Linked DNA regions of Mus musculus: region 2 is linked to region 1. A link is a loop called in an ENCODE intact Hi-C map of the cell type or tissue named here. Cell type or tissue: left cerebral cortex. All regions are shown on one strand. Links, peaks and the distances in the headings refer to the core of each region. The heading gives the core; the rest is flanking DNA. Region 1 overlaps Spop (speckle-type BTB/POZ protein). Region 2 holds the start of Spop (speckle-type BTB/POZ protein).

Region 1 (11,756 bases), core at 1-8,000:
GTGTGGCACATTACAAACAAGACCACCTACCTGGTACATTCAGTTTACAATCTAATTTAAACATTCAGTCGAAGTAATACCACTGAGATAAAGGCCAAATGCGCACATGTGTGGTTCTCAGTCTTTAACATTAGGATTCCCTTATGACTGCTGGGTGCACCAAGAATCCTTGAAGCAGCTGCACTTAGTGCACATCAGGATAGCACAGAAGTATCTGGGCACAGTCTGAGGGAGCATTGTAGCATAGTGGGTATTTGCAACTAAATTTCCATGTGGACATCCTTTCATAAAAGCCTCTAATTAATTAGGAAATAATTAAAATAGAAAATAAAATATAAACATGAATTAAAATAAACTTGTTTATAAATATTCCCTGATACAGGGGAAAACAGGTCAAAGGAACAGGACTTAAATGGAAAGTGGTTTAGCTGTGAAAAGTGCTAAGAACTTGGATGAATTGCAGACATTTTAAAAACCCACACATCCCATACACACCCCCACGCAACCGTCTTGCAGTGTTGAATGCTACTAAGTCCACAGAGAGCCTTGGAACAGGAATGAGTCTCACTAGGCACAAGACCAAGTACGAGAAGCAACACTCGGCACCTGTGGCCAACTGGGAAGTGTGAGCGGAACAGATGGCACACCTGGTTCTATGGCGAGAAAGCACAGCATCAGCAGAACTCAGCAGACGTTTCCCTGTTCAACATCTCCTCATCTCCAATGTGTCATCTCACTTCCCTTCTAAGTCAGTAAGGCAAATCTAAACTTAACCACAGGATTTCTCCTAAGAGAATTTCATATGGGGAAGTGAGGAGAAAATGCTGGAACTCAGCCTCAGACCTAACCATAGGATAAGAGTAACCAAGTTAAGGGCAGGCCAAACGATTTCCAAGTCACGATGACAATCCAGGGGTTGGAGCAGCTGGGACAGTGTGGGGAAAGAGGAGGCACATGAGAGAAACATGGACCCACTGCAGACCTGCAAATGCTACAATATAAAGTGCAGCACTGCCTGAAACGCCACGGGTAATGTTTAAAGACTCGCATCAGAGACGTTTGAAGGCTAGCTTCCGTTTCCAACAAAATTAGAATTTTCCACAATCTGAAAGTTTTCCTTGAAACACAAGTCTTCAGCACTTAGGAGGCTAGGCAGGAAGATAGTAGTGAGCTTCAGTTCATCCCAGGCTACAGAGAAACCTCCTTTAAACAAACAAACACCCCACAAAACCCTAGGATAGGTAACAGGCAAAGATTGAAGCTGATGCTGTTTATACAACAGCTAACCTCAAACAACGCCATAGAGTTACTCTCGTCGTTCTACTGAGCTAAGTGAGTATGACTTGCAGCTAATAAGACTAACGTGAAACTCACACTTCAAGTTCATTAAACATCAAACAACTGCCACATTTCATATATTTATATAGGTACTGATACGCCACCATTTCACTCAGTTACTTTGCAATTAAAATGGACAGGAATGGCTATCATGAAAACTAAATTTTACCTTTTTAGCGTGCAACGCTTTCTAATCGTTAGCAGTGTTTGTTACCATCCACAAGCCTGTTACTGCCAGCCATGCTTCTTTCACAAAAGGGCAAGATTCCTAAGGGACAAGTTCCTGGACTACACAGGTGTGATATGCCTTTACAAAGTCATTAACTCACAATGTAAGCCTGTTATTTCATGGGCTAGCTGTCAGTTGGGACTCTTGGCCTGCACTCTGCCTCCGGAGTACACTGGTTATTTGTTTCACTCTCAGGAAGCAGTTCCCTGCCTATAAGATATACAGGGACACTAATATTCTAGTTTACGGGATAAAACTTTTACTTATTTACCCAAGTTGCATTTCTAATTGTATGGAAAATGGCATAAATTGGCTCATTGCAATACTCAGTAACCATATTAAAAACCCCCTTTCGATTAGATCTTGGGTCAAGGAATTTTTAGAAGTTTCTCCAAAGGCTCTTAGGCCTCTGGTGAGAGAGACTGACCTCTCAATCTGGTAACAGCTAACTCTCGCCCTCTAAGCTTCAAGTTTCCACAGCTTTCAAATTTCACTTTTCAATTTTGTATGACTCCAGCAAGACAAACCATGTACACTCAACTCCTACAAAGTCCAGAGAGCAAAAAAGGAGAGCAAGCAACAGTTAAACATACCTAAACTTGCCACTTAAGAAGGAGCCAGGAAGTTTAAGCAACAGATACACAACTTTAGTTGCACTTGCTGGCCACTGCTCAGCTTGAAGCATCAGACCTTCCAAATACTATGTGAAAAAACCCACAGTTCAAAAAAGAAAAGAAGGGAGGACTCAAGCAACTCAAAACTGACAGCTACAATCTTTGCTCTTATGAAAGTAACGAGTGGAGAGCTCAGGTGCCCAGCAACCTTGAAATCATAGGCAGCTCAATCAGCCACATAAAGAACATTTGTACAGAACCACTCCCCTTGGGGATTTTTCTCATTCCACATCCTTGACACAATACAATTAAATCCACCAAAACACATCAGGTCAGGGAATTGCCAGTCTCAAAGTAGGGCAAAAGGACTCACCTCACAGAAGAGGGTGAGCTTGTCATCAGGGAGAAGCCCATTGGCCTCGTCCAAGAGAAAATCTCTGCGGATGAATTTTTTGAATCCCCAGTCTTTGCCTTGCACGAACCTATAAGCTCGCTGACTCTCTGGGATAGAAAAGAAAGTCATATTTAGTTACACAAAGACCAGCCCGAATCTACAACGCGTCGGTGTATGTCAGGACTGATGTGAAAGTAGAGAACATTTACCCATAGCTTTGGTTTCTTCTCCCTTGGCATTCAGGATGGAGAACTTGAACTTTGCCCGAACTTCACTCTTTGGACAGCTGACCAACAACAGGTAAAGCGACAGGTAATCTTTGCTTTCTTCATCTAGCCCTTTCGGGTTTACTCGCAAACACCTGCTCATCATAGAAAGAAATGTGCATCAAAAGAACCCTTATGGCTCCTGCAGCCCAACACGAACATGAGAACCCAGAGGGGAAGATTTGTTCCTGCTGATACTGTTGTTAGCTTTTTAAACTCTAAGCCCCTCACCAGGAGACTGACTCAATAGAAACTTGAAAACAACTTTTCTCCACCAATTTGAATCAACTTTTAAAGAACAGACAAGAATCACGGAGCGTTCACATCCCTTACATCTCTGCCATTTCTTTACCAATTGCCAAATCATTAACCTGTCTCACCCTAAAATATTTAGAATATTTCAGATTAGTTTGTTTTTCATTCTTCAAACTCAGAAAAGGTAGCCCTTAGTTTTTCATGATGGAGGAATAATTTTTTTTCAAAGTCAAAGAGCCTTTTAGTAACACTGTGGGAGAACAAAATCTATTCTGGAGAAGTATGCACATGATACATATTCCTTGTTCAAGGCAAGTTTCTCTGCATAAATAACCTTGGCTTTTCTAGAACTGCTGTGGACACCAGGCTGGCCTTGAACTCACAAAGATCTGCCTGCTTCTGCTTGCCAAGTGTTGGGATTAGAGACATGTGTTACCATGCCTGGCTGATACACACCTTTGCAGGTATTTATGTGTGTGTCTGTGTCACATGTGTGGTGGCAAAGACACGGGATCCCTCCAGTACTAGAGTCAGGGAGTTAGTTATAAGCCATCCAATGTGTGTGCTAGGAAGTAAACTCAGATTCTTTTCAAAAACAGCAAGTATTCTTACCTGCTGAGCCATACCTCTAACCCCCAGCAACTATATTTTAAGATTTAAAATAACAGAGGTATTGTCGAAGAAGCACAGATAAAAGTAAAACTTATTCTACAGGGGAATGTTCCAAGCTTCGCTTCTAAGTAAGAGTTTGAGATGCCAATCTGTTAAGGATGATTCAAAACAGAATTTAGACACAGAACTTAATAGGTTCAACTGAGTTAAGTTGTAAATGTCATTAGCTGAAATGCATGTAGTTCAGACACTGCTTTACCACCATAGAGCACAAGTCACATGTATCTTCAGGCCTTGCCAAGGTTGTGTCACTTCTCTCAAACAGGTGGTCTAATCCAGTGCCTCTCTAGGGAGTACAGATGCTATATATATCACGGTACAAGATGCTAGAGAGATTTAAATATATGCCTAGAACAAACATTTCACTCAGTAAGTAGTCTGCCACTTAATGTACAAAGTCAACCAATATTAAATTAATAAAATCTTCAGAGGGTTATCAGAGATCAAAGTGGTAGTTCAGAGACAAAATGTTTTGATCTTTGCTGGGGACATATGGTTGCAGCCTTAACCACCTGCTCCTATACCTCAAGATGATACTTGGCTTAGAAGGCATTAATCCTCACACCCCGATCATATTCACCTGGCAATAGGTTCTAAGTTCAGGAATCCCAGACTTAACCCATTCAGTACATGAATGGCACACGCTTGACTATACAGCTAATTCAGAGAAAGCTCAAAGATTTACTGGCATGTGGCAGATATACACATTGTTACTTCAAGCATAGGGAAGCTACACTTAAGACATTTATACCATGAAAACGAGGTCTGCAGTGTAATAATGTGTCTCCTGGAAGAAGCTTATCTCTACCCTGCCAGTTACAAAGCCAAAGAAATGTTCTTTATTGCTTAAAAGTAAGTTACTATTATTATTATTATTTTATTATTATTATTTGAGACAGGATCTTATGTGGTCCAGGCTGGCCTCAAACTCCCTATATAGTAAGGATGACCTTGAACCATTGCCCTGTTCTCCTTTTTGAGAAAGAGTCTCATTATGTAACCCTGGCTACCGTGGAACTTGCTATTTAGACTAGGTTGTCCTTGAATCCAGAGATCCACCTCCCCTCCCCCAACTCCCCCAATTCCACCTCTCCAGTATGGAGATGAAAGGCATGCACCAGCATACCCAGCTTACCCTTGAACTCTCTCCTCTGAGTGGCAGGATTTCAACTATCTACCACCACACCCCATCTATGAGTTCTGGAGATGGAGTCTAAGTCTTTATATGTGTGCAGAAAACTTCAAAGTCAAGATTTTAAGTTAAAAACCTTTAGATGTACTGCCAGAGGCAATGACACACACCTTTAATCTTAGCTCTCCTGAAGCAGAGGCAGGTGGATCTATCTCTGTGAGTCAAAGTCAATCTGGCTTACATGTTGGGTTTCAGGCCAGCCAATACTATAGTGAGACCACATCTCAACACAAACAAAAAGTCACAAAAATTAGACGTTTTGCTTTTCTTGAAAAAACAAAAACAAACAAACAAACCGGATGATAGTAGGCCTTTCTCCACACACAGCCCTGATGGGCTAGAGCTGGGTTGTTACCAGTCCTTCATATACTTACTGCAGTGCCAAGAACTAACCCTAGATCTTCACACACGCTAGGTGAGCACGCTGCTGCTGAGCTACAGGGCCAGCCCTTTAGCAGTCCTTTAAAACATTCAAATTATAGTTATGAATTCTTTTGTGTGTCCATAAGTGTTCCCCTAAGTGCCATGGCTCAAGTGTGGAGGTCAAAGGACAACTTACAGAACCAGTTCTTTTCCTTGCACAGTGTGGGCTCCAGGGATCAAACTCCTCAGGTACCACCTGCCCTCTTTATTCATTTACATCATCCTATACAACTTGAGTTTGCTAAATATACTAAACTCATTAAATTATTTCAACCATTTGTTTGTGAGTACATACCATACCTGCAACTATTCTAGACAATGGGAATAAGAAAGTAAGGTCCCCGCCTTTAAGAAATTACATTCTATCCATATCCTATTCAAACCAAGCAAAACAGGCAACTTATAGAAAAAGTTTACACCTAGAGGTGTTCTTCCTCACCATTTCAGTTTATCATTGGCTCCTGATGAAAAAGTTGAACTTTTTATGACTTCACCCATTTCCTCCCGGCAAAAACTAAAGTTATTGATGGTCCACATGTAGGAGAACTTCACTACCTTGATCTGTTGATAGAAAATTAGGAAGGAATTAAATAGGATCCGGGCAACCTGGGAAAAACAGGCTGTAAACCAGACAAGTATCCTTCCCTTAGCCCCACAGGAAGATATCAATCAGTTCATTAAAAGAAATTAAAGAAGTCTCAGTGACCGACTGTTTTATAACTTTTCACCTTCTGAAAACACTGGAGGGAAGTGAGAGAACCCAAGTGCCGGAAAGAACAGCAGCAGTAAGAACAAACCACGGACAGGGTAGGGGAAGTCTAAAGCTCTGGGGTCCTAAACAAGCCCGTAGCTGAGATGCTGATGCCATCCTGGGGCTGAGGATCTCAAACACTGTTCCAGGCTTTAGAACACAGCCCCATCAAGGAGGATGTAAAGGATTCGGGCAAAGATTCCCCTTCAACTACCATGGAAAACCACTAGCCTTGGGGATTCAGGTTCTATGTCAGAAAAACAAGGCCAATAAGGTCCTCATCTTGTGCTGTTTGCCAGAGACACTAGGAACCTCAAGAGCAAGAACGTGAGTGTGGTGCTTCTGCCCAGCAGCCTCCCGAGCTTACCTGTGTATAGCACCAGCTCTCGGCAACGGGACCACTCGACATTTCTGCCGGAGGTGGAGGACTTGGAACCCTTGACATCGCCAGTTTGAAGGTTAAACTGAGTCTCCAAAGTCAGGGGGCAAAGGTTTCTGGTTTTTCTTCACCCTGGTAAGACCCAATAATTAAAAAGACTTATTAAACTTTTAAAAATTGATTACTTTCTCCTTTCCCTCTATTGTCCTATGATTTGTTTAATCTTCTAAGAGACTGAAAACTTTGTGGCCTGTTGAAACAATTTATCCCGATTTAAAAACTAACTTCAGAGAAGACCATGTTGTCTCCTGGGCAAAATTACATTATTGTCCAGGCATGGTGGCTTACACCTCTAATCCTCTAATCCCAGCCCTCAGGAGGCCGACTAAGGTAGATCTCTGTGACTCAGAGCGGTGCACAGCAAGTTCCAGGCCAGCCAGTGCGACATGAAACTGTGTCTCAAATAAATGAATGAACTGAATAAATAAAATTCCATTACTGTGCCTTGCCCTTATTCATAATGTTCAACATCATGTTTAAGAAGAAAAAGAAAAACCCAGCTGGGCAGGGTGGCACATGTACCTTTCATCCCAGCACTCTGGAAACAGAGGCTGGTGGATCTCTTGAATTTGAGGCCAACCTAGTCTACACAGCCAGTATCAAGCCAACATATGCTACAGAGTAAAATAAAACAACAGCAAGAGATAAATTAGCTGGGTATGGCGATGTACACCTTTAATCCCAGCATTCAGGAAGTAAAAGTAGGCATATCTCTGTGAGTTCAAGGACAGCCTGGTTCTACAAGGTGAATTTCAGCATAGCCAAGGCTACACAGTGAAACTCTGTCTGGAAAAACAAATCGAGACAAACTTAATTAAAGGATATATTAAAGCGGATTTCTAAAAAGGCTGCTTGATAGACAGATAACACGGTTAATACTAGATACCTCCTTGTCACCAGAACCTGCTCTTAGGACACAAACACTCCCATTGAAAATGACTTTGGGGGCTGGAGAGATGGCTCAGCTAAGGTTAAGAGCACTGACTGCTCTTCTCAAGGTCCTGAGTTCAAATCCCAGCAACCACATGGTGGCTCACAACCACCCGTAATGAGATCTGACGTCCTTTGCATTACTTATATATAATAATGAATAAATCTTTGGCTGGAGCGAGCAGGGCCCAGAGCAAGCAGCGGCCCTGAGTTCAATTCCCAGCAACCACATGATGGCTTACAACTGTCTGTACAGCTACAGTGTACTCATATGCATAAAATAAATAAATAAATAAATCTTAAGAAAGAAAGAAAGAAAGAAAGGAAGGAAGGAAGGAAGGAAGGAAGGAAGGAAATAAATGACCTTGGTACCCTACCCTCCAATTTTCCTGGTCTCCTGTGCCTCCCTACAAAGTTAAGAACAGCCTTCTGTTCCACTCCTCTGCCAGCTGCTCTCTTAAAGGGCAGCATTTTTACACCTCCCTTAGATGTGTTCCTTTCTCCACAACACCAAGTCAAGTTTTTACCTGACTCTCTAAATTTTTCTTGCTTTCTCTGCTAATAGCTCCTCAATCTCAATTTCCCTTCCCTTCCCTTGCTCTCTTTCTCTCACCTCCAACTGGAATGAAAAGCAAGCGCCACCACATGCAATCTTCCTCAGGTTTTATTGGACTGTCTTTGTTCACGATCACTCCCCATACTTTAATTCTCAATCTTTTTCTTTTCTTTTTTTCTCTTTCTTTTTGGTTTTTTTCTTTTTTTCTTTTTTTTCTTTTTTTTTTTTGGTTTTCTGAGACAGGGTTTCTCTGTATAGCCCTGGCTGTCCTGGAACTCACTCTGTAGACCAGGCTGGCCTCAAACTCAGAAATCCACCTGCCTCTGCCTCCCAAGTGCTGGGATTAAAGGCGAGTGCTGGGATTAAAGGTGTATGCCACCACTGCACAGCTCAATCATTTCTTGATTTACATTCTTATGGAGATCAATCATTTCAACAATATCAAATTTCAGTCAATATACAAACATTTCCAAGTCTCTTTATACCTTTCTCATAGTCCCCTTTTAAATAGCTGCTATATACCTACCTGTGTGGGATGTACCACTAACAATAAAATCCAACTCAAAATTATTTTAAAAAATGTAAGTGATGGACTAGCATAATGGCTCTGCAGGAAAAGGTGCTTGCCATCAAGTCTACTGACCTGGGATCCACAACATAGAAGGGAAGAGACAAGCCCTACAAACTGTCCTCAGTCCACCGTGTGTTGTGGCACACGCATGACATCCCCACAGAAGCATAACAATGTAAGTTAGGCCAGGGACACTTGTACATAATTGAATCCTAGCATTTGGGGTTCACAAGAGCAGATCTCTGTGAGTACAAGGCTAACTGGATCGACATAGAAAGTTATAGGTCAGCCATGGCTAAACAATGAGACCCCATTTCTCAAAACAAACAAGCAAGCAAACAAATAAAGTACGTCAAAGGATGCAAAGTTACAGAGATAAAGGATAGACACAGAAACTCTCACACTGTTGGTGAGACAGTGGATCAAGAATTATACTGTATGTGTAGGAATTTGGTCATATCTAGCAAAGTTTAAAGTACACATATCACAGAACTTAGCACTTCCACTTTGAACAGAATGCATACTGCAGCAGGGATTGCCAAATTTGGAAAGCAACAGAATTACCTCTTAAGAATGTTGATCCTACCCCCCAAGCTTCTGAGTCAGCAATTTGGGATGGGCCCAAGAGACTGCATTTCTAGCAAGGTCCTTGGTAATCCTACTGTGCTAGTTCTGGAACCACACTGGGTACCACTAGCCTAGAGAAATTCTGCACTTATGAACAAGACATGAACTAGAGTACCAACGGACACTGCAACAGTAAAAAGCTAGAAAGCAGCAGGGAGGTGGTGGTGGAGCACACCTTTAATCCCAGCACTCGGGAGGCAGAGGCAGGTGGATTTCTGAGTTCGAGGCCAGCCTGGTCTACAAAGAGAAACCCTGTCTCAAAAAAAAAAGAAAACAAAAACAAACAGAAAAGAATAGAGAAGACACTTTAACTTTGTCTCTCATGTTTTTGTTCTTAAACATTTATTTTTATTCTCTGTATGTAGGTACTTTGCCTTATATGTGTATGTGTGTACATATGTGCCTAGCCCACAAGGGCCTGAAGAAAACCCTGGAGCTGGAGTTATGACAGTTGCTATGTGGGTGCAGGGAATTGAACCTGGGTCCTCAGGAAGAGCAGCCTGTTTACTTTATAATAAGGATGCTAGAAAGCAAATAAAACAACACAAATCTTAGAGATAACAGTTGCTTGAGTACCTACTATTGTTTGATTTAAGCCAAACTGTTTGGCTTAAGTAATTTTTAAAATGATGATGGTGTGTGTATTGTGTGTGTGTGTGAGCACATGCCATGCTATGTATGTGGAAGTTAGAGGACAACTCTTTACTGATTGTGTGTGTATTATGTGTGTGTGTGAGCACATGCCATGCTATGAATGTGGAGGACAGCTCTTTACTCTTTAGCATTAGTTCTCTCTTCTCCCTTCTGCATAGATTTCAAGGACTCGATTCAGGTGGTCAGGAAGTGCTTTACCTGCTGGGCTATCTCACCAATATGGTGCTATCTGTCGTTTTTGCCTGGCTACTTAGAAGCTGTAAGACAAAAATTTTTGACACGTCTCCTAAAATGACATGTTTATATTCCTGCTCTATAAGTGCTGCTTTATATGTAATCACACATTCACTCTACGTTAGTTTCAATTTCATGCATTTTCTTTTGTCTCTTTGCTATAATTCACAAAGATATATATATATATATATATATATATATATAGAGAGAGAGAGAGAGAGAGAGAGAGAGAGAAGAAGAAGAAGAAGAAGAAGAAGAAGAAGAAGAAGAAGTAGTAGTAGTAGTTGTTGTTGTTGTTGTTGTTGTTGTTTGTTTGTTTGTTGAAACAGGGTTTCTCTGTGTGTAGCCATGGCTGTCCTGGAACTCACTCTGTAGACTAGGTGGGCCTCGAACTCACAGAAATACTCCTCACTCTGCCAAGTGCTGGGATTAAAGGTGTGCGCCACCACTACCAGCTGAGCTTTTATCTTGTGCATGTGTGTTCCCACACACACAGCAGAAGATGATGTAGAGTGTCTTTTTCTATGGCTTTCCACTTTATTTTTTGAGACAGGATTTCTCCTTGAAACTAGAGCTCAGAGATTCAGCTAGGCTAGCTGTCCAGAGTCCCAGGCTCCAGGCTCCTCTTGTCTCCGCTTCCACAGTGCTGGGACTACAGACATTACCCATCCAGGCTTTGCATGGGTGCTGGGGTCAGACTCAGGCCTTCGTATTTATGTGCATGTTTACTGACTAAGCTGTCGCCCAAGTATTTTTTCAGTCTGCTTAAAATCCTGGTAGAGGATGATATAAATGAATAACGACAGAATCATCCAGAAATAATTCAACTCACAAACATTTGCTAGGGATAGCATTCGCAGGATTAATAGGACATATTTGTACCTATCCAGAATTAATATACTTATAAATGTAACTGAATGTTCCATTGGTCACAAGCACTACCCTAGAAGCATTTTTAACTAAAGCGTTATTTGCCCTCACAGATGAAGTTAAGTGTCTTATATACATGGAATACTGTTTCATTTAATCTTTCAAACCACTGCATTCACCTGCTTGTTTAAGTCATAAGACCTGGTTTCACAGGCTCATTGGTCTAGTAACTAGTTTTACAAATCCCAGTTATCATTGCTGCCTAGACTGAAGCTTCCAATTTCCTACTTCTGGGCAGTGCAGCAATGAAAAGGTGAATTTTACATGTGAGTTAACAGCTTAAAACTCGGCTCATAAGGTGTGTGTTGAAGGCTACACTCCACATTGAGTCATCACAAAATACTGATCTAAACTTATTTTGAAGTTGTTTGGTTTTTTAACTTTCAAATTCATCTAACATTTTAGAGGGCTGGGGATGTAGCTGAGTAGTAGAGTGTTTGCTAGGTTCAATACCCATTGCTTTAACAAGTACAAAATTTAAAAGTCTAGGAAAAAGACATATTTTTTCAAATGACATTCTATTAATTCATTAGTTTCTTTCCACTGACTATTACTCCATTATGACCAGGAATAAAGAAATGCTATTTTGTTGGGGTTGAGCAAGTATTTGTTTGAGTGGCTATTTTAGTCTATTATTTTGTTAGTCTATTATTTTAAAAATTAAAATAAAAAAAAATTTAA
Region 2 (12,099 bases), core at 1,602-9,601, 59 kb after region 1:
TAACGCTAGAACAGCACATGCTCCACAAAGCTGGGCGACAAACTCCCTATGTAGCTATTGGATGCCTTACACTTCTGTTCCTCCTGCTCTGAGCTCCCAAGTGCTTGGCTCATAGGTGTGGGCCAGCAGCCCAGTTTAGGTGGTGCTAGGAATCTCATCCAGGGCTTCCTACATGCTAGGTAAGTACTCTAAGAACTGAGCTACATCCCAGCCCTCATTTCCTTATATTTCACCCCAGAAAAAAAGTGACATTGCAACATTGCCCTAGGGGAGGGAACCTCCAATATTTTCTATAGCCAACTTTATGTTCATGTGGGATATAGCAATTCTTTCACTTGGGACACTACCTATCTTCACAAAGAATATTCAAGACAAAGAAGTTGTGAGTTCTAAGATCTAGATCCTAGCAATGCCAGCAGCACAGAGAATCAAACACTAGGTATACAGAGTTAAATAAAGGCAACTTTGTTTTTCATAACTTAGCTGCAGAGCCCCATAAAGGGAATAAACAACCTAATTTACTAAAAGAGAAACTGCAGAAAGGTAAAGTGTGGGGCTAGAGAGATGGCTCATTGGCTAAGAACACTGGCTGCTCCTCTAGAGGACCCAGGTTCAAGTCCCAGCACCCACATAGCAGTTCATAACTGTTCAGATTTCTTCTTCTAGCCTCCAAGGGTTCACACAGTGCACAGATATACATACAGGCCAAACACCATACACATAAAATAAAAATAGGGTTAAAATTTTTAAAATAAGAAAGAAAGAAAGAAAGAAAGGTAAAGTAAGGACTGCACATGTGGGACAGAAAAAATACAGCCAAAAACTTCTTGTGCCAGAAAGCAAGGATGCACTCATATTGCTGAGCTGAGAGGACTCCAGAGGCAAAATAGAGAACATCTTGTGCATCGTAAAAAACGTTGTAACTGTTGGTAAGACACAATACATTAAAAGCCATGTGTGCAAGATGATACTAACAGAAAAAAAAGCAACTATTCATTTGCTACCAGTCAAGATGACAGCTTGAGCTACGGGGATAACCCAAGGTAGAGTGCTTACTTGCCTCTCATGTTCCAGGCATTAAATAAATCCCCAGAACTGTTGTTTGTCAGTAGCCTTTCTAAACTGCCTATTAATTATTATACCACCTCCTTATTCAGAAAATATTGAATGGAAAGAAAGATTCACCTCAACCTTTTGTTGTAGAAACTATAATTTCCTCCTAACTGATAAGGGAAAGTTTTATAGAAAATAAAAAACTAGCCAAAGGAAAAGAATGGCAGAATGTTTTAAATCACCATTTTACAACTACTTAATTGAGAAAGGGAAGGCCATCACATTAGGAAAGAGGCTACTAGGAAAGTAACAGTAGCCAGAATGGGACCATTCTAAAGACTATCTGCTAGTTATAGAAGGAAGAAATTTCATTGAAAAGTCTGAGCTTCATCACCTTAAAACATACAACTAGCCGGGCAGTGGTGGCGCATGCCTTTAATCCCAGCACTTGGGAGGCAGAGGCAGGCAGATCTCTGAGTTCGAGGTCAGCCTGGTCTACAAAGTGAGTTGCTACACAGAGAAACCCTGTCTTAAAAAAAAAAAAAAAAAGAGCAAATTACTAAAACCAAGAAAATAATCAGGAAATTCTAAGAGGTGATGTACACTAGAACACAGATGGCCTGGCCTGGCTGCTTCAAAACACAAAAGCCACTAATCCTGAGTAGCTTCAAACAGTTCTGAAACCAGAGATGTGTTTGAAGGGGAAAAAGACAAACAATGGTAGGTACAGGGGTACTCACCTTTGATCCCAGAACTTGAGGGGCAGAGGCAGGTGGCTGTCTATGAATTTGAGGCCAGCTTGGTCTACAAAGTAAACTTTAGGCCAGCCAGGGCTACACCTTGTCTCAAAATATAAAATAAAATTTAAAATTACTCAAATTGCCTTGTCACAAACACTGTAAGAACAACTGAGTAAAACAATGTATTTCATCTAAAGGTTGGAATATATCTGAAATATAGAAAAGTTTGAACATTATACATCCTAACATGTATAGCACGTATACTTTTTATAATACAGCAAGTGTGAACAATTAAAGTGGTAGACAGAAGGATAATAACTGTACATTTCTACTTTTCTGTATGTTTGAACGTTCAATAGTTGAAGAAAAACAAACACACACCTCAGCACACACTTCCTCCAGAAAGCCCTCCCAAACTAACTCTCTTTCAGTCCTTTGTCACTCCTCTCAGGTCTTCTCAGAGTAGAAGACGGGCATAGTATTATTTACTTTTATTTTATGACTTCTATTTCACATAGTCAGTACATCTGGTAAGATCACAATCTCCTTCAGGTACAGACATCTCTTCGTTCATTCATTCATTCTTTCTTTTGGGGGAGACTGGCTCTGGGAGGGGTGCGGGGTCTCACTATAAAGTTCTGGCTGGCCTTAAACCCACATCCATCTGCCTGCCTCTGCCTCTTGAGTACTGGGATTAAAGGTGTGCTCCACCATACCCAGCCTTTTCTCTTTCTTTACAGCTCATAATAAGGCATTCTGCAGTCAGAAGACTGCTAAGGCCAACATTCTGGTGGAGAAAAGAGACACTTATCTTAGCCACTGAGTTACCTTTTCAACTCAACAAAAAGCAGCTCACTTGCCTTTGCTCAAAGCTACCAAAATGATATCGCAAAAAACGTTACATAAGCTTTTGGAGTTCCACACAAAGAAACTAGAACTGAAAGTGAAGAGGAGAACCCTAGGATCCAGGTCTCATAGGCCTTCCTAGAACTGCCCTGAGTCTGCTGTAACACAGCGTATGTCTTTGTTCCTACGGCATCACTCTTTCATGAAAGAGTACCTCTAAGACTCCTGACTTACAAAACGGTGACAGTCTGTCCACAACTCCTTGGTGTAAGGAAATTTATGAAACTATATAATGAACTTAAAATTTCAGAGAAAACACTATAAGATTTTTAAATTATGAAAGTGTAGAGTAGGAAACACACAGACGAGCTGTTGGCAATAATATAAATTCATACACCTCTGTAGAAAACAACTCAACAATACTGCCAACATTCAAAATGCATACACCCATTGATCTGGTACATTCGCCAAAAAAATCTAATCCAATAGACACCAGAACACATAAAAAAATGAACTGTGGCTTTGAAACCCTAATGCTTACTAAATTTGTTGAACAACGGCATATCATATACAGTACAACCCTTGTCACTTAAGAGATACTACACATACTATATGAAATGATCACCAAGGTAAATTGAAAAAATAAAAATATACAAAGTGTCTAATCATTTGTGGAAAACAGAAACCAAAGGATCTGTCTGCGTCTGTGCTGTGCTGTGTGGACTGACGCTGGGAGGAGGAGCTGCTGCCTTTGAGAAGGTAAACTTGACAGACAGGAGAACCATGGAAGGGTTTGCATTCTCACTGTGGAGCTTTTGGTTTTTTTTTGTTTTTTTTTTTTGGTTTTTTGATTTTTTTTTGGTTTTTTTTTTTAAACATTTGTATTTCCTTTTATTTCTAAACAAATTTCTGTACCAATCTGAATGAATGAACAACTTATCTTAATCCTAAAAGCATCCCAAGCTTTTGCACCGTGGAAAAACTTAAATAAGGCTTTCAGTGAATTCAGAGATAAAGCATTTCCAGATAAGAACAAAGCATCCAAATGAAGAAAGCTTACAGAGAAGACAGACAGGGATTACCTCATTAGCTTCCCTTCTAGATTTTACAACAGCCTGATCCAGGCAAGGACGTACACCTCATAAAGTTCTTCCCACTACCATACTAGCCTCTGCAATAACTTTTTTAAGAGGTGTAGTCACCAAAATACCAAAAGGATGCCAAGTGCCCTGATCCTAAATGTGGAGTTGACACAGTAACTTATACTACTGGGGATGTTGAGGGCTGAGGGTAGGGGTGGGAGACTGAGGATCCAGCTCTTTCCCAGCACAGGATGATGTATGTGCCCCTGCCCCCAACCCCTGTGCTGCTCTGTGTCATCCTCTGGATCCAAGTGCAACATGGCAACTGGAAACAGCACAATAGACAGACAACTGAACCACATAAAGCCCAGTTAAATGAGGAAGTGAGAAGTGTTCATACACTTTCAAGACCAAGAACATGAGGTTCTAGGGATAAAATGCCAACCAAAATTATGTCTTGTGAGAATACCAAAGAAAGAACACAAAGGAAAAGGAATTTCAAAACAAGGCTGATTCATGTCCCACTCCCAAGAGTATGAGACATTAGGTTAGCCAGACAACTGAAAAACAAAAGATGCCCCTCCCTTTTCCATTCTCTCCACCCAACAACAAGTTAGCTATTCATTTCAATACAATTCAGCAAACTTTTTGCTAGTAGAAAGTGTTTATCTTTGGGACCAAATGTATACCTGGCACTAGGGAGGCAGAGGTAAGCAGATCTCTGTGAATACAGTCTTGAGACCAGCATGGTCTTCATAGGGAATTCCATGCCAGTCATGGCTACATAACAACTTGACTATATCAAAAACAAATAAAACATCTTTTTCCCTACATGGTAGAGCTAAGACAAAGTTTCTAAGAGGGATGGCACAGCACCAAACTAAAGAACCAACTGCAGTCTGTCAGCTAAAACTCTGGGACCTAAGTCACTGGAATATTTTTGTAAAGTTCCTCATTTTAATTTTTTGGAACTTGCCAATATGAAAGAATTAGTGCTCAAATTATTTGAAACTAATACTTCTGGACAAGTTGTTCAATTGTTTCTGATTACCCCTGTTTCCATATTGTCACAGAATGTACAACTAAACTGTACAACTAAATGTATAACTAAACTGAAACGCTATGGAAGAACTTACACACACACACACAATGAACCAAAAAGGTCCCACTAAGTAAAAGGGCTGAAATGAAGCTACTGATTGACAGCTTGATTTCTGTTTTGTTGTTACCTCAAGTCTGTGTGTGGCACTTATCCCTTCCTTAGCTACTCTGTAAAGGCAACTCAGAATTTTACTAAAGAGAAATTCCCACCTTAGTTTCTTTTTTAATGGACCTTTTAACAAATCCTTTTTAACAAGACTATCAAAATCCCCTGCCAGAATAACGAGTTGGACTTACTCCTAAACTTAGGGGAAGTTTGTAGTAAGGTTTCAGCATGACGACGGGAGTGGTGGAAAGGGAAGTAATACTAGAAGTAGAAGTAGCAGTTAAGTTTCAAAAAGAAGGGTCAGCGTGGGACACGTTGGCTCTAGGAGGCGTTGGTAGCCTGGGAGTCTCTAGGGCAACACCAGATGCAAATAGTGCTTTGTCCTTAAATCCCTCGCATAATTTAAATTCTCCCTCTCGGATCGGAGCGACAAGCTCACTATTGGGTGGCAAGTCTAGCGAAGAAGGCGGGCTCGTGGTCAAGGGGCTCTTTATCCCGCAGGTCCCTGCAAAACAGCAATGCGCATGCGTCCTGAAGCAGCGACCAGGCACCCGGAGCTCCTTCACATTCGAGCATGCGCAGTTCCCCATCTCGCCGCAGGCGACAGCTCACTATTTGGCAAGGGGGATGGGGTTGGGGATATGATGGTGAGGGAGGCAGGAGGCAGGGGGCGCGTTTGTGTTTCCAGAATGCTTGAGGTAGGAAGAACGGACGGCTGACTAGGCTCTGGCTTCCTCGGGCCAGGAAACCAACATAGGAAATGGGGCAGAGAATAGTACATTAGGAAAAGTGTGTGTTGTGGGGGAGGGTTTAGTCACTTCTCAAGGAAAAACCCCGCACCCCAACAGGCCAACCCCTTCTTCGACTCTTGACACACACATACACACACTCACCTGAGAACGGCGGCGACAGCTGCTGGTCCCTGTCCCCCTGCGCTCGCCTCATACTGCCCGCAACATCCGGGACCTGCGGGACCGCCGATACACAAATACACTCTTGGAGCGCGCACACACATACAAACACATACACACACATACACACACACACATACACACATACACACACACACACCACACACACACACACACCACACACACACACACCACACACACACACACACACACACATACACACACACACACACACACATACACACCGACACACACCGGCCTGGGCGTCCTGTCGTCAGCACGTCGACGCAGCGAGCGCGTACCCGCCGGGCCCCACCCCGCGCGGCCTCCTCCCCCCAGCTTCCCGCCCCGCCCCACCCCGCCTCGCCCCGCCCCGTCCTGCCCCGCCCCACCCCGTCCCGCTCAAGACTCTCCAGCTCCTCCTCTTTTAAGACTCCGCCTACCTTCCCTAGTGCGCAAGCGTCGCGAGGTGGTGCCAGGGCCCGGGAATTTGGGCGGAAGGCGGAGCCAGAGTGGAAAGAGGCGGGAACTCGGAGGGGGTCGCGTGCAGCGCGCAGAAGTTCGCGCTGAGGTGCGAGGCCAGAATGGAGGAAGGAAGCTGAGATCCAGGGACCGGGTGGGTGGAGCAGCAACAGGCATTTCGCAACTGAAACCTAGTTGTGCAGTTTGTGGATTACCGATGACTTAGCTCTTACTTTCTTTTTTAGGCAACTCTCAGCTAAAATACTTTTTAAAGAACTTTTAACATGTGTTTTAGTTTGTTTTATTTTTTGAAATAGGGTCTTGCTCTATAGGATTGGTTGACCTAGCACTCTCTTTGTTGACAGGCTGGCCTTAAATTCATAGAGATCCATGTCCAATAAGCCTAGCCTGCAAATGCTAACATTTATAAGGTACTTTGCTAGAGTACTGTGAGGCACACCTTTAACCCCAGAACTCGGGAGGCAGAGGCAGGAGAAGCTCTGTGAATTTAAGGCCAGCTTGGTCTACTTACTGAGTTCACAGTCAGCTAGAATTACAAGGTGATACCGCGTCTTGAAAACTAAATAAATTAGCATTTGACAACAATAACCAAAGAGCTGTTCTTTCTGGGAAAGGCAGAAGGGGTGTGTGTGTGTGTGTGTGTGTGTGTGAGAGAGAGAGAGAGAGAGAGAGAGAGAGAGAGAGAGAGAGAGAGAGACCCAATGGAGAGGAAGCTGATTCTGTGACAATTCCTTGGCTAAGCCATCCGGGTCCCCAGTCTGTCTCATGTCTTAGCTCCCATGGACCAAAAGTGATTCTGGAGTTGGGTAGAATTGTCTCAGAGCATCTTGGCCCTGGAAGAAAACAGTCATCTTTGTGTTACATTCTTCGATTACCTTAAACTTAAAAGAAAATATTTTATTACTGAATCAAGCTCTCAAAAGCAAAAGCAGACTGCCTCTTGCATACACATATCAAGCACACACCTAGCTCTGAGAGATCAACCCAGTGACCCTGTGGGTCATGAGGTAACAGGGTTGCAGCCTAATTGAGAGCTGCTTCCTGGCACCCTACTGCTTTCCAGGCCTTGGGACAGTCTCCAGGAGACTCTGCTCCTATCTCTTGCCACATGCTCCTTGGCACCCAGTGGCTGGTGAGCCTGTTCAGCAGGGAAGGCTGGCAGCCCAGGAACCAAGCCACTGGGTTTGGAAAGAACCCCGACAGTGCCGGGAGGCTTTCCACTTTCAAGTATAGAAGCAGACCCCGTAATCCCCATATGAAATATCCTAGGAATTATAAGCAAAACCTTCCAAACCCTTGGGGCCTTACACAACCTAGATTCTAGATGAAATTGCTCTTATTGGTTTTTTTTTTCTCTGCTTTATTTTGAGGGTTTGGGGTTTTGAGATGATCTCACACAGTCCAGGCTGACCCCCCCCCCCCCCCACACACACACACACACAGCTCACTACGTAACAGAGGCTGGCTTTGAGCTCCTGATCTTATGCCTCTACCTTCTGAGTACTAAGACTGAAAGGGTGTTCCACTCTGCCCAACCAAAATGGTTTATTTACGAACTGGAGAGCCCAGATTCTCTACTGATGTGGTCCGTGTGCTTGGCTCTAAAGCAGAAAGAGCTCTTGACACCTGAGGCAGATTCTTGAAACTTTTCAATTAGATTTCATTTACTGTCACTATCAACAAACCCTCCTCTCTTGAGCTGAAGCCAGAGAGGTGTTGGCTCCTTGTAAAAATTATGGCTGTCCCGTGGGTAACTCAGTAACCAGTTACAAATCACTAGCCCTTGGTGACACCGTGGCTGTTTAGTTACCTAGTCTCTTGACTTAGGATTTCACAGAGAAGCAGAGAGAGGGGGGGGGGGGGAGAGAGAGAGAGAGAGAGGCTCTTGAGAAAGGAGCATGGGGAAGAGGTGCAGAAAGAGTTGGTTATGGAGAATAGACACATCTGGACATCTGTTTCAGCTTCCTTACAATTGAGACTAATCCTTACAGTTTAGCCAGACTCTACCCAGGATATGGGAGAGGGAGAGGGCTCCTCCGGGTATGGAATATGTGCCAGCAGCTTGTCCAGACCCCAGTCTGAATCCCCAGTGATCTGGAAGGCTATAAGAGGTTCTATTGCCATCTGTAGCTCTGTGCAATGAGGCTCCCATTTTACTGCGAGGACCACACCGCCCACCTGAGATATGATCCCTCCAGCCTCTGCACAAAGGGCTTTGATTTGGTGTGGAGCTGATTAAGCGATTGTGGATGTCCTTGGAAGCACTACGTGTAAGAATTTTAAACAGCTTCTCCTTTTTAATATGCACTTCCTCTTCGGTTTTAATTATTTTGTTCCTACATTTTCCCTTTCAATTTACTAAAATCTAGAAATGTAATTAGAGCAGAGGCCAGGCTCAGAGAAGGCTGCCAGGATTTCTACAGCATGATTAAATATACCAGGCATCCCTTTAGTGTGGGACTGAAAAATAAGATTCTCATTATTATCTTTCCCTTATCCAGGAAAGAATCGGTACCACGTACTGATCTGGATTTATTGAAAATGCAGCACTAATTAAAAACTCACCCAGCCTCTTGACAAGGTTTGGGTAAAGAAAAAAAAAGTTCAGTTATTTAATTATTTCCTCCATTTAATGTTTTGTTGTTGTAACCACAACAAGCAAAGAAGCCCTCGTTGCTCCTCAAAATAAAATTTTCCTCTCCTCGTGAGGGACTTAATGAGGCTTTTATCTATGCAACAACAATCAAGCTTACAATGGCACCAATTCAATTCAGTGCTCCTTGTGATACTAGGAAACATGCAGAACTCATTTTCTTAATCCAAAACACAAACGACAAAATGTTCATTGGCTGTCATGAGCCAGGTCTGGGCAAGGGATCTGTCCCCAAAGACCCTGAGATGTCTGTTGTTTATTTATTTTGCCAGCATGGATCTTGAACAGTTCAATAAGCAAAGGCAGATTCCCGCCCCGCCCCGCCCCCCCCACCACCACCATAGGGGAGGTAGAGGCAGGCTAGCCTGAAGAGAAATATGAACTACTGTTTTAGATGTAAGCACTTTAAGGAGTTAAGTCTCTTGCCTTTATAGAGTTCTTCAGTTGGTTCAATGACAGCTTTGTATCCCACCCATCCACCATCCTGCCCAAGCCCGGTATCTGCCATATTTGAGTCTTTGTAGAGATGCCTTTGTAGAGATGGATAGACAGACGGGAAGACCAGTAGGGAATACAGTCCTGTGTCCTGACAATGTCCAGCTCCCCAAAAAAGACAGGTGACACATTCGAGGACACAGATGTAAGATCACAAACAAGAAAAAAACAAAACAAAAGAACAAAAACAAAGAAAAAACAAGAACACATTGATAGTGTTGTTCTAGGGCCATTATAAGGCTAATAGAAAACTGACAATAGAAACATGTTAATTGGTTGATTAAATTCCAAGGTGAAGGAGCTGGCGAGATGGCTCAACAATTAAGAGAGATGGCTCAACAATTAAGAGCACTAGCTGCTCTTTCAGAGGTCCTAAGTTAAATTAGTAGCTCCCACTTAGTAGCTTACAACCATCTGTAATGGGATCTGATGCTCTCTTCTGGTGTGTTTGAAGACAGCTACAATGAATTCATGTGCATAAAATAAATAAATAAATCTTAAAAACAAACAAACAAACAAAAAGTTCCACAGTGAGGCTGTGGCTTAATGAGTCAGCATGTTTCTTTTCTGCAGACTCAAGTTCAAACCCAGCACTAACATTTTCTATGGTATAAATATAGATAACCCTTCCCAAGACTCACTGTTTTCTAACTTAGTACATAGTGATGAGGATGAAGTGAAATAATATTCGAACACAACTCATCCCTGGTACGAGTAGATTTGCTTGTTTATGCATGTGTCATTGAGCATGGATTTGGGGTAAATGTTCTTCACTTGCCATTCACATATGTGTACCCTGCTTAACCCTGCACCCAGGCGGTGCCCTTTTGTAGAATTCCCCAGGCAGCACAGGATCAAGGAAACAAGACAGCATTGTGCCCGGCGTGGTGGCGCACGCCTTTAATCCCAGCACTTGGGAGGCAGAGGCAGGGGGATTTCTGAGTTCGAGGCCAGCCTGGTCTACAGAATGAGTTCCAGGACAGCCAGGGCTACACAGAGAAACCCTGTCTCGAAAAAAAACAAAAAAAAACAAAAATAAAAAAAAGACAGCATTGCCAGAACACCGCCTCTTGCCAGTTGAACAAACTCTGTGACTTGGAGCCAGTTTCTTTACTTTTTGATAAGAGTACTTGGTTGCAGGAACTGTGCCAACTCTGGTTCTATCCACCTGAACTGGAATTTCCTAAAGAAATACTGACAGGGCCTCAAGTGTCTGATTTGACAATTCAGCTGGAAACCAAGGGCTGGTGTAAAAAGAACCATCCTCAGACTGGTGCCAATGAGGTCCAGCCTCAGAACATTGCTGCTAAGTGCCACTATCAGACACATCAACCTACAAAGGATACCAAATCTCCACCCACCCACCCCCACCATCCACCCCCACCCCCCCATTTTGTGCTTTATATTGCAAACCTCAATCCCTAGGGAGATGCATTCCATCTGGGCAACCCCTAGGTCACTCCTGAGACCCTGACCATGAAGGGATCAATGAAGAGAGGCCTCCCCACTGTGGCGTGTGAGGCAGATCACACTCCTGTTCCTAGATGATGTTTGAGGCGAGGGACTCACAGGAAGCAGGACCTCTGCCTATCTCCTTGGTGAAATGGACCACGCACCACAGGATATACAAAGCACCGAACGGTGTGTTTGTTCAAAAGCTCTTGGCATATAAAAGGTATTCTGTCATCTTACTTCTCTCTTTAATAAAACAAAAGGCTGGGAATGATGTACTTACTTGAGTATTTGATTTCAATAAGCTTATAGATATTGAAGTTCTGAATTTTTAACCTGAGAAAATGGCTGGGAAACATTGCTACGGAGAAAGGTGGAGCGCCAGGCAAAAAAAGGCCGCAGACAAAGGAAGGGAGAGTGCAGATTTAAATCATAGATTTTGGCCGCACCAGCCACACAACTCCACCTGCATGTCATTAACTTTCAGGACTGCTCTAAAGCCAGATGTAGCAGCTCCAGCCTGTAATCCCAGCGCTTGGGAGGTTGAGGCAGGAGGACCTCCCATGAGTTCAAGACCTGACTGGGCTATATAGTGAGTTCCAGGCCATCCTGGGCTACAGAGTGAGACTCTGTTTCAAATAAGTCAATAACAAATAAATAAAATTCTAAGAGTTATCAGAACTTGTCACTTCAAAATAAATTGTAGAAGCATTAACAATTTGTTAACGATTTGTTTTAAACGAAGAATAGACTAAAGACAGGAGGCAGAGGCAGAGGCAGGCAGATCTCTGTGAGTTTGTGGTCAATACAAGTGAGATTCAGGTCAGCCAGAATTTTATGCTGAGACCCTATCTCAAACAAATATAGTAAATTGGGGGTGGAGAAGATGCAGTAAAGAGTAGATTTTTATCTAGGTTGCATACCCCATTGTCAATTATTATCAGTGTATTTTGGAAGAGGTTGGGTTTTTTTTCATTATTTCATTTTATCTGTTTGTTTGTTTGTTTGTTTGTTTGTTTGTTTGTTTGAAACAGGATCTCACTCTGTAGCCCTGGCTGGCCTAGAGCTTGCCAGGTAGACCAGATTGGCCTCAAACTAAGGGAGAGCTGCCTGCCTCTGCCTCCTGAGTGCTGGAGTTAAAGGTGTGCCCCTCCACACCTGGCCTTTTTCTTTCTTT

What was found. Peaks named below come from ENCODE experiments on the same cell type or tissue, not always from the same donor. Only the 100,000 strongest peaks of a DNase experiment are listed, where the experiment ranks them.
Region 2: it touches region 1 in a loop (1.9-fold over the local background); 3 of 42 quality-filtered maps call a loop at or near these places.

The regions. Positions count from the first base shown.
Region 1 is chr11:95,465,411-95,477,166 of GRCm38, reverse strand. It overlaps Spop (speckle-type BTB/POZ protein), which reads right to left. Exons shown (of 10, transcript NM_001359107.1): 2 at 6,502-6,645; 3 at 5,823-5,944; 4 at 2,785-2,936; 5 at 2,555-2,682. The coding sequence starts at 6,579. Among named protein-coding and RNA genes, the nearest start is that of Nxph3, 43 kb to the left of the region's middle. In left cerebral cortex, for the core only: no CTCF peak of the experiment used is centred there; a DNase peak (open chromatin) is centred at 606; H3K27ac peaks cover 895 bases.
Region 2 is chr11:95,408,127-95,420,225 of GRCm38, reverse strand. Spop (speckle-type BTB/POZ protein) reads right to left here and starts at 6,143. Exons shown (of 10, transcript NM_001359107.1): 1 at 5,822-6,143. In left cerebral cortex, for the core only: a CTCF peak has its summit at 5,532; DNase peaks (open chromatin) are centred at 5,493, 5,916 and 6,201; H3K4me3 peaks cover 2,296 bases; H3K27ac peaks cover 2,245 bases.